Regions from separate parts of the Mus musculus genome. Here region 2 is linked to region 1. A link is a contact called in ENCODE Hi-C data. All regions are on one chromosome and are shown on one strand. Each heading gives the region's core, a stretch centred on a gene start or an enhancer-like site at or near the end of the contact. The rest is flanking DNA. Distances are from core to core; before and after follow the strand shown. Region 1 holds the start of 1700018B08Rik (RIKEN cDNA 1700018B08 gene). Region 2 has its middle 12 kb from the start of Zcchc14.

Region 1 (6,105 bases), core at 1,780-4,279:
TCACCGTGTAACACACAGCAATCCTCCTGCTTCCGTCTCCCAAGTGCTGAGATCACAGGAGCGTGCTTGGTGTGCTAAGGGCCTTTGAACTCAGTTCTCATGACTGATAACTGAAAATAAGACACAGGGGCTGACCGGCACAACATCTCAGGGGCTGACCGGCTCAACATCCGGACTACCCACAGTAGTCCAGCCTCGAGGTGAGGTCAAGCTGATCTGAGATTGGTCACTACAGTCATAACCCTTGGAACTGCCTGCTAGAATAGCGAGAGCAGTTGTTCTCCTTCTTTGCTGAAGGAGTTACCCTAATTACCACAGGAAGTCTGGGTGGTCACCTGGTCTGTGAGAGAAACCTGCGCAAAGGAAAGGAGAGGGCCGGGGGGGGGGGGGGAAACATCCGGGACCATAGTCCGTGCACACCTGGATACAGCCATGCCTGAAGGCCTGCTCCTGACATTTCCAAGGTTGGAAAGAGTAGGTCGCCACTGCGCTACCGCTGGACTGGGCAGCCTCGGGGCTCCCGGCACTCACAGGTGAGCTCCGAGGTCACCCGTGTGGACTCTGGGCTGACCTGATCTGTCATGATGCACTGTGTTGGGCATGTGCTATACAGCCAGTCGGACCAGAGCCTCCAAGGTCCTCACTAAAGCCAGAGGGTTGCGCTGCTTCTCAACAGCTTCCCGCTCGACCTGCTGATTGGCCCTCGATCAGCCAATCGGGAGCTGTCGTATTCGGGTGTGCACTGAGCTGACAGCTGATTGGCTACTCGCAGGTGGCTCATGGGAGCAGTGGGACAGAGAGGACATTTGGCTCGAGCTCCATATCCTCTCGTCGCCTGGGTGGACATGGAGACCAGCCCGAAGACACTCACCATTTTCTGTGGATGGATCTGTGCGCGCGTAGGACTACCCGGTCCCGATCCCCTGTAAAGAGACAGAGGGAGGTAGGACCGGACCAAAGGGGGTCCCCATGGGCTAAATTCCTCTTTGGGTCGCAGATACCACCAGGGATCCCCAAAGCCATGTGTTATCAAGTAGAGTAACAGCTTGGTGGACCAGAACTTCACAGCCTGTCAGATACATTCACTCTGTGCATCCCAGATACCATCAGAGACACACCTCTACTCAAAGCCGTTTGTTATCAAATACGGTGACAGCTTGGAGAACCTGGGCTTCGCATGTGCGCGCCGGTCAGACGTGCATGAATTGTAACTTAAAAGAAATGTTGCCATCCAGGGCTTTGGTCAGACCAGACTTAGCGTTTGGGACCCGTGAGATGGCTTAGCAGGAGAGTGCTCCTGCTGCCAAGCCTGACAACCTGAGTTCGATCCCGGGACCCACATAGTGGAAGGCGAGTACTCCCTTACATCTCAACTGCCTGTTCCGAAACAGCCCACAGCTGTTACGGGAGAAAATCCAGTCATACTTCAGGCAGGGGTTAAAATCCACAATTTACATAGAACTGCCAAAGTTAAATACCGAGGGAACAAAGCTGCCACCTGGACTGGTGAAGGGAACAGACTTTGGCTCCCTCCAGGGGCTGCCCTTAGCAGAGGATGGGGGGTGTGGATACCTGCCCCTGCCTCCGTGCTGCCATGGCAACCACTCCAGAGCACATCCCTAAAACCACCCCATGACTCTGGGGTCCGCCCCTTGGCCGACCTTCTCATCTGTTTCCTGAGTCCCTGTGACGACTTTGGATTCCTGTCTTGGGGGTCTGCCCCTAGAGGATCTCAAGTTCTTCCCAGCACCCCGCGGACAGTCAACACCCACCAAAGGGGTCCTTCCCCTCCCCCACAGTCCCTCGGCTTCGCGCCACAGACCGACAGTCCACAGCTGGCAACAGCCCAGAGACCTGGTGGGCTGGGGCAGGCACTGTGGTAGCGGCTGGTGCAGCGGGGTGCCGGGCCCCTGCTAGTAAACAACAAGAAACAACTCAGCAAAAAGAAACACCCGTGGATACAGAGAAAGAAGAATGGCTGCCATAGCCATTCTAGAAAGCACAGCAAGCCCACAGCTGAGGTGTCGAAGCTGCAGGAAAGAGGATCCCAGCTATTCAGGAGGCTGAGCCTGGAGCCTGAAGACCATTTGAGAGCATGACGGATGTCAAGACTTCCAGGCCAGCCTAGACTACTGAGGAACCCTGACTCAAAATGCAAAAATAAAATAAAATAAAACAAGATGAAAAAATAAGGGTCTGGAGAGATGGCTCAGGGGTTAAGAGCACTGCCTGCTCTTCCAGACGTCCTGAGTTCAATTCCCAGCAACCACTTGGTGGCTCACAGCCATCTGTCATGCGATCTGACGCCCTCTTCTGGTGGGTCTGAAGACATCGACAGTATACTCATATACATAAATCTTTTTAAAATTATATAAAATAAAAATCAGGCAGGCAGGGGCAGTATATGCCTTTAGTCCCAATACTCAGAGAGGCAGAAGCAGGTGGATCTCTTAGAGTTGGAGGCCAGCCTGGTTCCAGGATAGACCAGACTACATATATTCCCTCCTCCTGCGGACACTTCCCAGGTCTGTCAGGCTGGACGTTGGAGGGTTCTAAGACAAGGTCACCCCAGCACCTCCGACTAGAGTCAGTTACATGTCTTGTCTCGTGCCCTTGCTACAGGGCTCTTAGCGTCTTGCCCTACTGTGGTATTGTGAGCTTCCCGGGGGTTGACACTCTGTCAGCTCAGCCAGCTTGGCCATTACCTTTTCCTCCTGGGGTCGCTGGTATCATGGCCATCCCTTTGTTCCCTGTCTCCAGTGGTGACACGTCCCAGTTCTTTCAGTGGTTGTGACTGGTCTTTCTTCACTCTGCCCTCCAGTGTGCTGTGGGACACAGCATCACCACCATCATCCTCACTATCATCAGAGCGGGAAAGGGAAGAGGCCCACACGGGTTCTAATAACTTGCTACTCCCCAGACGCCTGTCAGCCTGCTCCCCATGGTCCTAGGGCTCCCTTGAAGTGTGTGGGAGAGGCAGCCACCTACTTGCCTGTGCACCGTCTGTGTCCCCCACAACCATGGTACTCCGTGGAAGCCAGCCTTCCAATGGAACTATGGAATGCTGGGAACAGAGGCTCCACAGTGATGACGGGGACAAGCCATTCCTCTCAGGCAGCCCTTGTCCCCCTCCTGGCTCCAGAAGGGCAGCATAGGCCCAGAAGCTGCAGGCGTGGACAGAAACGAGGTCTCCCGGGCTCCGGGTGCGGAAGGCTCAGTGGAAACTTTCTGAGTGGTTGTCTTCAAAAGGCCCACCTAGCACAGGACTCCAGAGAATGCTTCGTTGAGCCCGGAGCAGCTGTCCAGACCTGGTGTCCAGAGTGATCCAGCAGCTCCACGCAGCAAGCTCCAGAGATCAGCCACAGACTGGTGCCCCCCCACCCCAGGCAGCAATCGGCTGCATCATGGCCTCACTGGGGCACAGGCAAGTGGAGTCAGACCCAACCCCCAGCTGTTCTCTCAGCTCTGCCCCACATCTGACCCTCTCTAGCTCCTCATCCACACCTAGACAGCCAGGAAACTATATCTGCAGGCCTCACTGCAGCTATCTTAGCAACCTGGAGGCCATTCTTAGCAAGGCAATCCAGGTATATCCTCAGCCCCTTCGGGGGCTTCTGTGACGCTCAGGGAGCCACAATCCTTATCACGGCTCCTGGGGCAGTAGATAACGCTGAAGAGCCACACACGAGAGACTCCATCCAACTCTACAGCTCAGCCTCCTTCCCCGACGGTGCTCCTTGCTGCTCCACGGTGCCATGTGCTCCCTCTATGAAGCCTCCTGTCCCCTCAGCCCGAAATGTTCTGCCTGTCACCAGCCATTCTCCGCAGAACGGCAGGGCTATGCCTAGCTCCAGCCAGCCACTAGCCCATGTGGACTCCTCCCCAGTCTCCAGCCCAGGTGTTCCCTACTCAGGTGGCTCCTTGTGTCCTTTCTCCTTCCCACACTTCTCCACTGGCATCTTCTACAGGGACAGTGCAGAGACCTTGAACAAACATCCCGTCGTACATGGCCACCATCCCAGTGTGCATACAGAAAGAGGCCACCCTGGCCATTAAGAGGTGGGCACCACTGTGGCCTGTAAGGAGGGATGGCGGGGACAGTGAGGAGCTTCGAGGACATGCTCCTTCCTGTGCGGGAGGGAAAGCAAGATGGTGCAGCCACTGTCAGATCGAAGCAGGGTTGGTTTTTGTTGTTGTTGAAGTATTTCTGTGTATGTGTGTTTGCCTGAATATATGTTAGTGTGGCACATCCACACGGCACCCACAGTGCCAGAAGAAGGCACAGAAGCCCCTGGAACTGGAGTTATAAGATGGCTGTGAGCTGTCATATGGATTCTGGATACAAAACCCAAGTCCTCTGCAAGAGCAGGTAGTGCTCATAACCAGTGAGTCATCTCTCCAGCCCTGGGCAGGTTCTGGAGGCTGTGACTCCCCCCCCCCCCCACAGTGCCTCGCTGTACTCTGAAGACCCTACCCACACAAACGATATGCCAGGGTGTGTAGAGCTATTCACAGGATGCCCAACTGCAAATAACCCAAGATCTCATAGCAGGAGAAGCTTGAGGTACACCCACCCCCAGAATACTAGTCAGCCAGTGAGCCGTGCAGGAGTGTGACTGACAGGTGCTGCGGGACGGGGGAACCCCGACACGGGCAGTTACATAGACTCAGCAGGGAAACGACCGCCATGGGACAGACGGCTGTAAGTGAGAAGCCCAAGTCTGCAGGATAAATCACATAGACAGTTAACAGTGTGTACTGTTAGATTCGAGTAGGATGTGCAGGTGTGGTGGGACCAGCTCGTTGTGATTCCAAGACCTGAGAGTCTGAAGTGACAGGAGCAGGAGCTTCAAGCCAGACTCATCTAGTTAGAGAGACTTGGTCTCTCTCTCGTGTGTGTGTGTGTGTGTAAGTGTATGAGTATTGTGATGTGTATATATGATGTGTGAGTGTGATGTATATATGATGTGTAATATGTGTGATATGTGTGTGTGATGTGTGTGTGATATGCGTGTATGATATGTGTGTGATACATGTATGTGTGTATAAGTGTGTGATGTGTGTGTATGAGTGTGTGATGTGTGTGTGATGTATGTGAGTGTATATTCCCTATGGAAACAGTTGAAAAAAGCCTTAAAGGGGCAGTAATGGAAGCAAGTCGAGAAATGGAATGAGCTCCCTACTGTTTGCACAGACGCAAACAGTTTAGAGAAAGGTGACATCATTCTGTCCCCACTGTGGGGCTTAAGTGTCCCTCAACTCAAAAAAAAAAAAAAAAAAAGAAAAGAAAAGAAAAGAAAAGAAAAAAAAGTCCCATGCAGTCACTGGAGACAATACCTCCAGCATCTTGCCCAGCCTCTGCAATGTCCTGGGTTCAGTCCCCAGTACAGCCTGTAAATAAAACCATTTCTACCGGGGCAGAAGTGGTTACACACAGCCAAACTTGAAAGGCAGTGGTAGCCGGGCACAGTGGTGCACACCTTTGATCCCAGCACTCGGGAGGCAGAGGCAGGCGGATTTCTGAGTTCGAGGCCAGCCTGGTCTATAGAGTGAGTTCCAGGACAGCCAGGGCTACACAGAGAAACCCTGTCTCAAAAAACCAAAAAAAAAAACAAAAATCAAAACTTGCTTGGACAGACTCATCTTTTTCTAAATGTCTCTAGCACTAAGGATGGGGCTGCATGGAGGCCTCTCCCCTGGCCAGAGCCCCTTCCAGGGAACTTCTAAGAGCCCACTACTTGGAGGATTGCGACAAACACACCAGGTTACCAGGCAGGAGGTGACAGCTAAGCCACATGTTGCACCTTCCTTTCCAGATCAAGGTGAAGCAGGATAAGGAAGAGATCTTCCCCAGTGGAAGAGGATGGAGAAGACCCTCACGGTGTAGCGGCTTCCCCAGAGGTTCCCACACCGCCTTGTGCCCCAGTGGGCTTTGAAGCCACAAGAGTCCTCTTTGCTAAGGTATTGTGGACTGCAGTAACCCGGAGCGCCCACTAGAGGTCACACCACAACCTCTTTAAAAGGAATGGTCAGATTGACAGACGGTGCCTGTAGATGGGAGAGCTAACGTAGGAGGTAGACTACATCAGTGCCAGATCATGACCC
Region 2 (6,105 bases), core at 3,148-5,647, 120 kb after region 1:
CCTGCTCAAGCGACTCACCTCAGTGATGCTTTGCTTTGCAATGATGGCAGTGAAGCTGAAACAGAGAAACTGAAACTCCAAGAGGCCAGCAGCCCAGCATAGACAGCAAGGACAGATCAGAATGCAGATTACAGCCCTGTGTTCTCCCCACTGTGTGAGCCCGCTGTCTCCTATGTTTGACTCCCAGTGACTCTGAGATTGCGTGTGTGTGTGTGTGTGTGTGTGTGTGTGTGTGTGTGTGTGTGCATGCGCACGCGCGCATGCTTTTGTGTGTGTGTTTGGGGGTTGGAATCTAGCTCCAGCCCATTGGGGATAGTTCAGGGGTCTATATTTTCTTTTGTGTGTGTTTATATGTTCATTTATTTGCACATGTGTGTGCCCATGGAGACCAGAGGACATTTGCAATCTTACCTCCTCTTCCACAGGCAACATCCACTTTGTTTTTTTTTTTTATAACAAAGTCTGTCACTTGCCTGGAACTCACCCATTAGGCTGCGCTGGCTGGCTAGTGAGCCCCACAGATCTTCCTGTCTCTGATGTTACCATTATAAGCCCGTGCTATCACACCGGCTCTTTCTGCATGGGTTCTGTGGATTGAAATCAGGCTCTCTCGCTTGCAGGGCAAGGGCTTTGCTAACTGAGCCGTGGGTCTGGATTTTTTTTCTAAACCCACATATCCACCTGTCACCCCTGCGGCTCCTTCCCACCCTTTGGTCCTCTTTGATATCCCAACACGTTGTTTTCCCAGGGATGACTTCTGGGACACCTGTACAGACGGCCAAGGTGGCCGTCAGTGTGATCGAACATCACGCAGCCTGTGGTGTCCTAACAGGTCAGCCCCACTGACACATGACACATTCCCCAATGAGGGCAGAAGCCCCTAAAGAGCAGAGACCACTCTAACACCCTGTGGCTGTGGACTTCCAACTCTCAGTGGGTCCTGCTTATACAGTAGGCGCTCATTCACACTTGTCAGTGGTCGGTCTGACTTCCTGCATAAGTCTCGGTGATGCTTCTTCTAAGCAAAGTCCACTTTTGTGCGGACCATGGACTTTGGCCGTTCCTTCCTTTGATGGTCTTACCCATCAATTAGGACTAGTTTGGTTTCTCTTGGAATGCTCGCAAAGTGGAAGTTTTCCAAAATAGTGTTGGTGTTTCCTTATCTTCTGGCAATAATCCCAGGATGGAAAAGACCTGTGCTGGAAGCAGATTCCAGGGGAGGGCCTTGGAGGGCCGTCGAGGTTAACCCGTTAGTCACCAAATGAGGAAAGGAAGTTCTCCCAGGTACAGCTTGGGTCGGGGACATGGCTCAGTTGGTAGAGTCCTTGAGCAGTGTGAGGAAAACCACAGGTTCCACCCCCCAGCTCTGCATAAATCAGATACAGTGGCACAAGTGCATGGTCCCGGTACTTAGGAGGTGGAGGCAGGATGGTTAGAAGTTTAGGGTCATCCTTAGCAAGCAACAAGCTGCTCTCCTCCATGTTCTCCATGCCGTGACAGACGGGACTCGAGTGCAAATAAATCCATTAAGTCATTTAAAGGCACTGTAGCCAAGCATTTTATCACAGGTACAACAACAGCTACAATGTTACAGCGTATTGGCTATAATGAATAGTGACATAAACATGAAGTTTGTTTTCTCATAAGGCAGGAAGCCCTGTGTCAGTCAGTTATGTCAGGGACAATGTTCACATGGCTTTGGATGTTTTCGTACAAGTTGTGCCTTCAGTGCCGGACCAGGGGACAAAGGTGTAATGCCTCATTATGGAGGTAAAAACCAAACCTATTTTTTCTTCTCCTGAAAGACTAACAGATTTATGCTTCCATCTCATTTGCTGACTCTTGGGGCTAGTATCATTGTCGACTTGACAGAATCTAGAGCCGCCTTGGAAGGAGGCCTCTGAGCATGCCTGTGTGGGATTATCTTGATTGTATTCATTAATGTAGGAAGACCCTTCTTGACTATGGGCAGAACCATTCCCTAGGCAGGGCTCCTGGACTGTTTAAGATGGAGAAAGCCATCTGAACCAGCATTCAAGCATTCACCTTTTTCTTCTGAACCGTGGATGTGATGGTGGGGCTGTGATGTCCGCCTCACCATGGTGCGAGCTAGCCCCGCTTCCCACCTGTGTGATGTCCGCCTCACCGTGGTGCGAGCTAGCCCCGCTTCATGGAAGCTGCTCCTGTAGCTTTCCCCTTGACTTTCCCCGAGGTGAGCGCCACACTGCCGTGGGATGCTCCTTTTTGGTGGTGCTGGGCAGGGACAAGTGGGAGAAGCCAGCCTTCCAGATGTGTCCTGCTTGCCCAGCTGTCTAGCAGATCCAGGGTATTGCCCATGTTTAGTTTGTTGTACAGATGCCAGGATGGCTTGTGGTGACAAAATGCAATGGTTCTCTCAGGAGTATCTATAACCAGTTTGATTTGGATTTTCTCAACAGCGACTACACACACACTTGTGAGTTTTTTTGTGCTGGGTTTTCTCTCTCTTTCTACACTCCCCTACCCACAAACACACACACATGCACACAGGTATACGCCACCCTGCCTAGCACACATTAGGTCTTTTCTGGTGTGAGGGGACAGTGTGGGCATGAAGGCTGGGGAGCCAGGGAGACCCTGACGTCATGAATGTATTTCCTTATGCTCCCTAGTGGAGAGCTCGCATCCTCAAAAGAAGCCTGACAGGTGAGCCCTGTGCTGGCCCCAGTGCTCTTCCTCTGACTCACTGTGTGACTCGGGGGACTATCTGCCTCACCTGCAGCCCTACCACGGAGGGCTGGCCAGAGATCCCCCAACACTCAGCTCTTACCCCTCTTCAGGTGCTTCAGGTGGACTGAAGTCCGTGAACTCTGTTTGTCCCTCTGGCAGCTTCTTGATGTCCTCTCCAGGCTGGCCTGGTGGCGCGGATGCCTTTGCTCCACAGCTTATGCCTCTCTTGGGTTCCCTGGGAGAAGCAGTCGGGATGCCCCAGCTGCGGGGTCCATCGGTGAGATGTCTGTGTCTTAGGCTTTTGCTGTAACTTTTTCAGTTTCTGTGTGTAACTTTTGTGTCTGTGTGTCTGTGTGTGTTTTCCTATTGCTGTAATAAACCACCCTGACAAAGCAACCTACAGGAGTTTACTCTGACTCGTAGGTAAAGTGTACAGTCTAGTCTGAAGACAGGGTAGCAGGGGTGAGGCAGACATCACACAGGTGGGAAGTGGGGCTAGCTTCCCCCCTTGTGAGGCAGAAATCACACAGGCGGGAGACCCTGTGCACACAGCATGTAGTGTGTTCAGAAACACACACAAAGGCTCACAGGAGACTTGAAGCTCTGGGCGGGTCTTGCGGGTAGACAAAGGCTAGCTAGCATGATGTTTGGTATTGGCTTTATCCAGTCTTGTGGGTGTGTTAGGACCCAGGAGCGACTCCTTCCTTCTGCCATCTCCCCCTTCTGGGCAGTTTGCAGGTGTCAAACGTAGCCGAGGGGATCTTTGGCTTTCAGAATCCAAATACTATGGGGCAATCCTGGCCTCTGCCTCTCCTTAGAATCCTGGTCCTAAATGTGCCATGCAGATCCAGGGAAGGTCTGGTTCTAGTCTGATCTAAAGAGCGAGCGATGAAGAAAAGGTCTTCCCAATATCCACAGGCCCTGGCTGATCACAGACACAAGCTAGTGCTGTTTTATTGTTTCTTTGGTTTTGGGTTTTGAGTGGCTGAAGGCATTCCTGATATCCAGACAAAAACCTCTGTGAAGGTATTCACTGGATGCATCTGTAGCCAGTGAAGGCTCCTGTTTTGTGTGTGTGTATGTGTGTGTGTGTGTGTGTGTGTGTGTGTGTGTGTGTGTGTCTGTCTGTCTGTCTGTCTGTCTGCCTGCCTGCCTGCCTGTCTTCTAGAGACTACAGGTTAACCCCAGAAATTATTCCTTAAGCACCTTCCAGACTTTTCTGTTGCTGTTGAGACATGATAGGCTAGGCGCGTTGTCAAACAGAGCCTGAAGGATCTATTTGTTTCTGGCTCCCCAGTGCTAGGATTACAAGTGTAAGCCGCTCCACCCAGCTTATGTTATTTATTTATTTATTTTTATGTGGTTCTGGAAATCAAACTCAGGTCCTCAGGATTGCAAGGCTGGTACAGGATGAAGAGATACCTCCTAAGTCCCAGTCTGTTTCTTCTTAAGGCTCATGAGTCTGTAACCCTCACAGGATGCTGAAGAGCCAGGAGGCTTTAAAGAACAAACATGAGAGTCTGTGTTCACCCTGGTACAAGCCATGGATCCCCGTGGCCCAGCCCCTGTGTCCGCTGGTGCGGTTGGGCCGGGCCTGCCAGCATGTGGGCTGTTTGTTGCGCAGAGCCTAGACTCCAGGAGCCAGCTGCTAGCCACAGAGCCCACAGCCCACAATCCCAGGCTCCCGAGAACCACACTGACTTCCGCCTCCTCCCCATGGCTGCGCCAGCCTCCCTGACCTCCTGGCCGCCGTTTCCCAGCAGCCTTTTGTTTATTTGGACAACGTCTGGGGTCTCCTAGAGAAAGAGGCTCAGCTGAGTTCCAGGAAGTGAGTCCGCACTGCCTGCTCTTGGAAGGCTCCCAGCTGTCCCTCGGTGGCTCCTTTGGGCAAAAGCTGCTTAGCCGGCAGCCACTGCAGCGCCTACCCTAGCCCTGGTGTGCGCTGTTACCCACGCCTCCTTTACCTCGCTCTGCCACACTGCCTGACCTCTGTCTGATGCTCCATGCTTGGTGTTTCCGATGCTCTGCTCAATTCACAGGGACTGTTTTATGTCACCAAGCACATCCCAGCGGCATGGCTGACAGCAGGAGTTTCCATCATCTTCTCTGCTCTTAAGAAACAGCCTCCAGCCAGGTGGTGATGACGCACACCCTTTGATCCCAGCACTTGCGAAGCAGAGGCAGGCGGATCACTGTGAGTTCGAGGCCAGCCTGGTCTACAGAGTGAGTTCTAGGACAGCCAGGGCTACACAGAGAAACCCTGCCTGGAAAAGTGAGAGAGAAAGAGAAAGAGGGAGAGGAAGGGAGAGGGAAAATAGTCTGTTGAGTTTGTGTCAATCATGGGATGGCTATAACCTCTCATTTATAGCTTAGAGCTGGGAGTACGAGGACAAACCACCAAGACTGGCTTTCTCCACGCCCAGTATGAATTCAAACTCTGGCTCTCACGCTTCCGTAGCCAACACTTTACCAGCTGAGCTATCTCCATCCTCAACGCTCCGCTTTTCTTTCTTTCTTTTTTTTTTTTAAAGATTTATTTATTGTTATTATATGTAAGTACACTGTAGTTGTCGTCAGACACTCCAGAAGAGGGAGTCAGATCTCATTACAGATGGTTGTGAGCCACCATGTGGTTGCTGGGATTTGAACTCAGGACCTTCAGAAGAGCAGTTGGGTGCTCTTACTCACTGAGCCATCTCACCAGCCCCTCCGCTTTTTGCTGTCCATCCAGGTTACCTTTCTCAAATGTCACCCAGTTGTGCTTTTTAGCCCTGCATAAGAACTTGGGAGTAATCAGATGAGCATTCTGGAACCATCTACACATCATTAGTAACTGGGCAAGGATTTGCTGCTCATCACCAAATGTCCCCAACAGGTTAACTGCTAGTCAGGTAGTGTTGGAAAAACCCCATGGGAACTTTTCTTTATGGTCATGTCCACAGCAAACACTTTTCTTTTTAATCTTAAAAAAATATATACTCCCTTTAATCCCAACACTCAGGAGGCAGAAGCAGGCGGATTTCTGAGTTCGAGGCCAGTCTGGTCTACAAAGTGAGTTCCAGGACAGCCAGGGCTACACAGAGAAACCCTGTCTCAAAAAAACCCCAAATATATATATATATATTTGGCTATCCTGGAACTCACTTTGTAGACCAAGCTGGCCTTGAACTCAGAAATCCGCCTACCTCTGCCCCCCGAGTGCTGGGATTAAAGGTGTGCGCCACCACGCCCGGCTAGTTTTTTGGGTTATTGTTTGTGTTTGAGAACTGCCCTGGTGCTCACCACATAACCCAGACTAGCCTCAAGCTCATCCTCCTCCTGCCTCGTCTCCCAGGTTCCGGGGGACACCAACCCTCCAGGCTCACCGGTGTTTTAGAATGACTCTCAGGAGACACA

Evidence for each region. A loop is a pair of places that touch in the nucleus more often than their neighbours do.
Region 2: a map of T-helper 17 cell shows a loop between it and region 1 (2.0-fold over the local background). The contact joins the enhancer-like site here to the promoter of 1700018B08Rik in region 1. A Hi-C loop is called at or near these places in 4 of 37 maps with a recorded cell type or tissue (Patski, T-helper 17 cell, heart and 1 more).

Annotation. Positions count from the first base shown.
Region 1 is chr8:121,541,299-121,547,403 of GRCm38, forward strand. It overlaps 1700018B08Rik (RIKEN cDNA 1700018B08 gene), which reads right to left and starts at 3,030. Exons shown (of 9, transcript NM_001382232.1): 1 at 2,993-3,030; 2 at 2,706-2,858; 3 at 872-923. The coding sequence starts at 2,739. It overlaps 1700030M09Rik (RIKEN cDNA 1700030M09 gene), which reads left to right and starts at 3,090. Exons shown (of 3, transcript NR_045903.1): 1 at 3,090-3,424; 2 at 3,969-4,059; 3 at 5,817-6,105.
Region 2 is chr8:121,661,059-121,667,163 of GRCm38, forward strand. No RefSeq gene overlaps it. Among named protein-coding and RNA genes, the nearest start is that of Zcchc14, 12 kb to the left of the region's middle. Within about 2 kb of position 4,398, at least 1 of the 3 ENCODE cell types and tissues checked has a DNase peak (open chromatin) inside an H3K27ac peak, as active enhancers do; it is heart, where a contact is called at or near this core.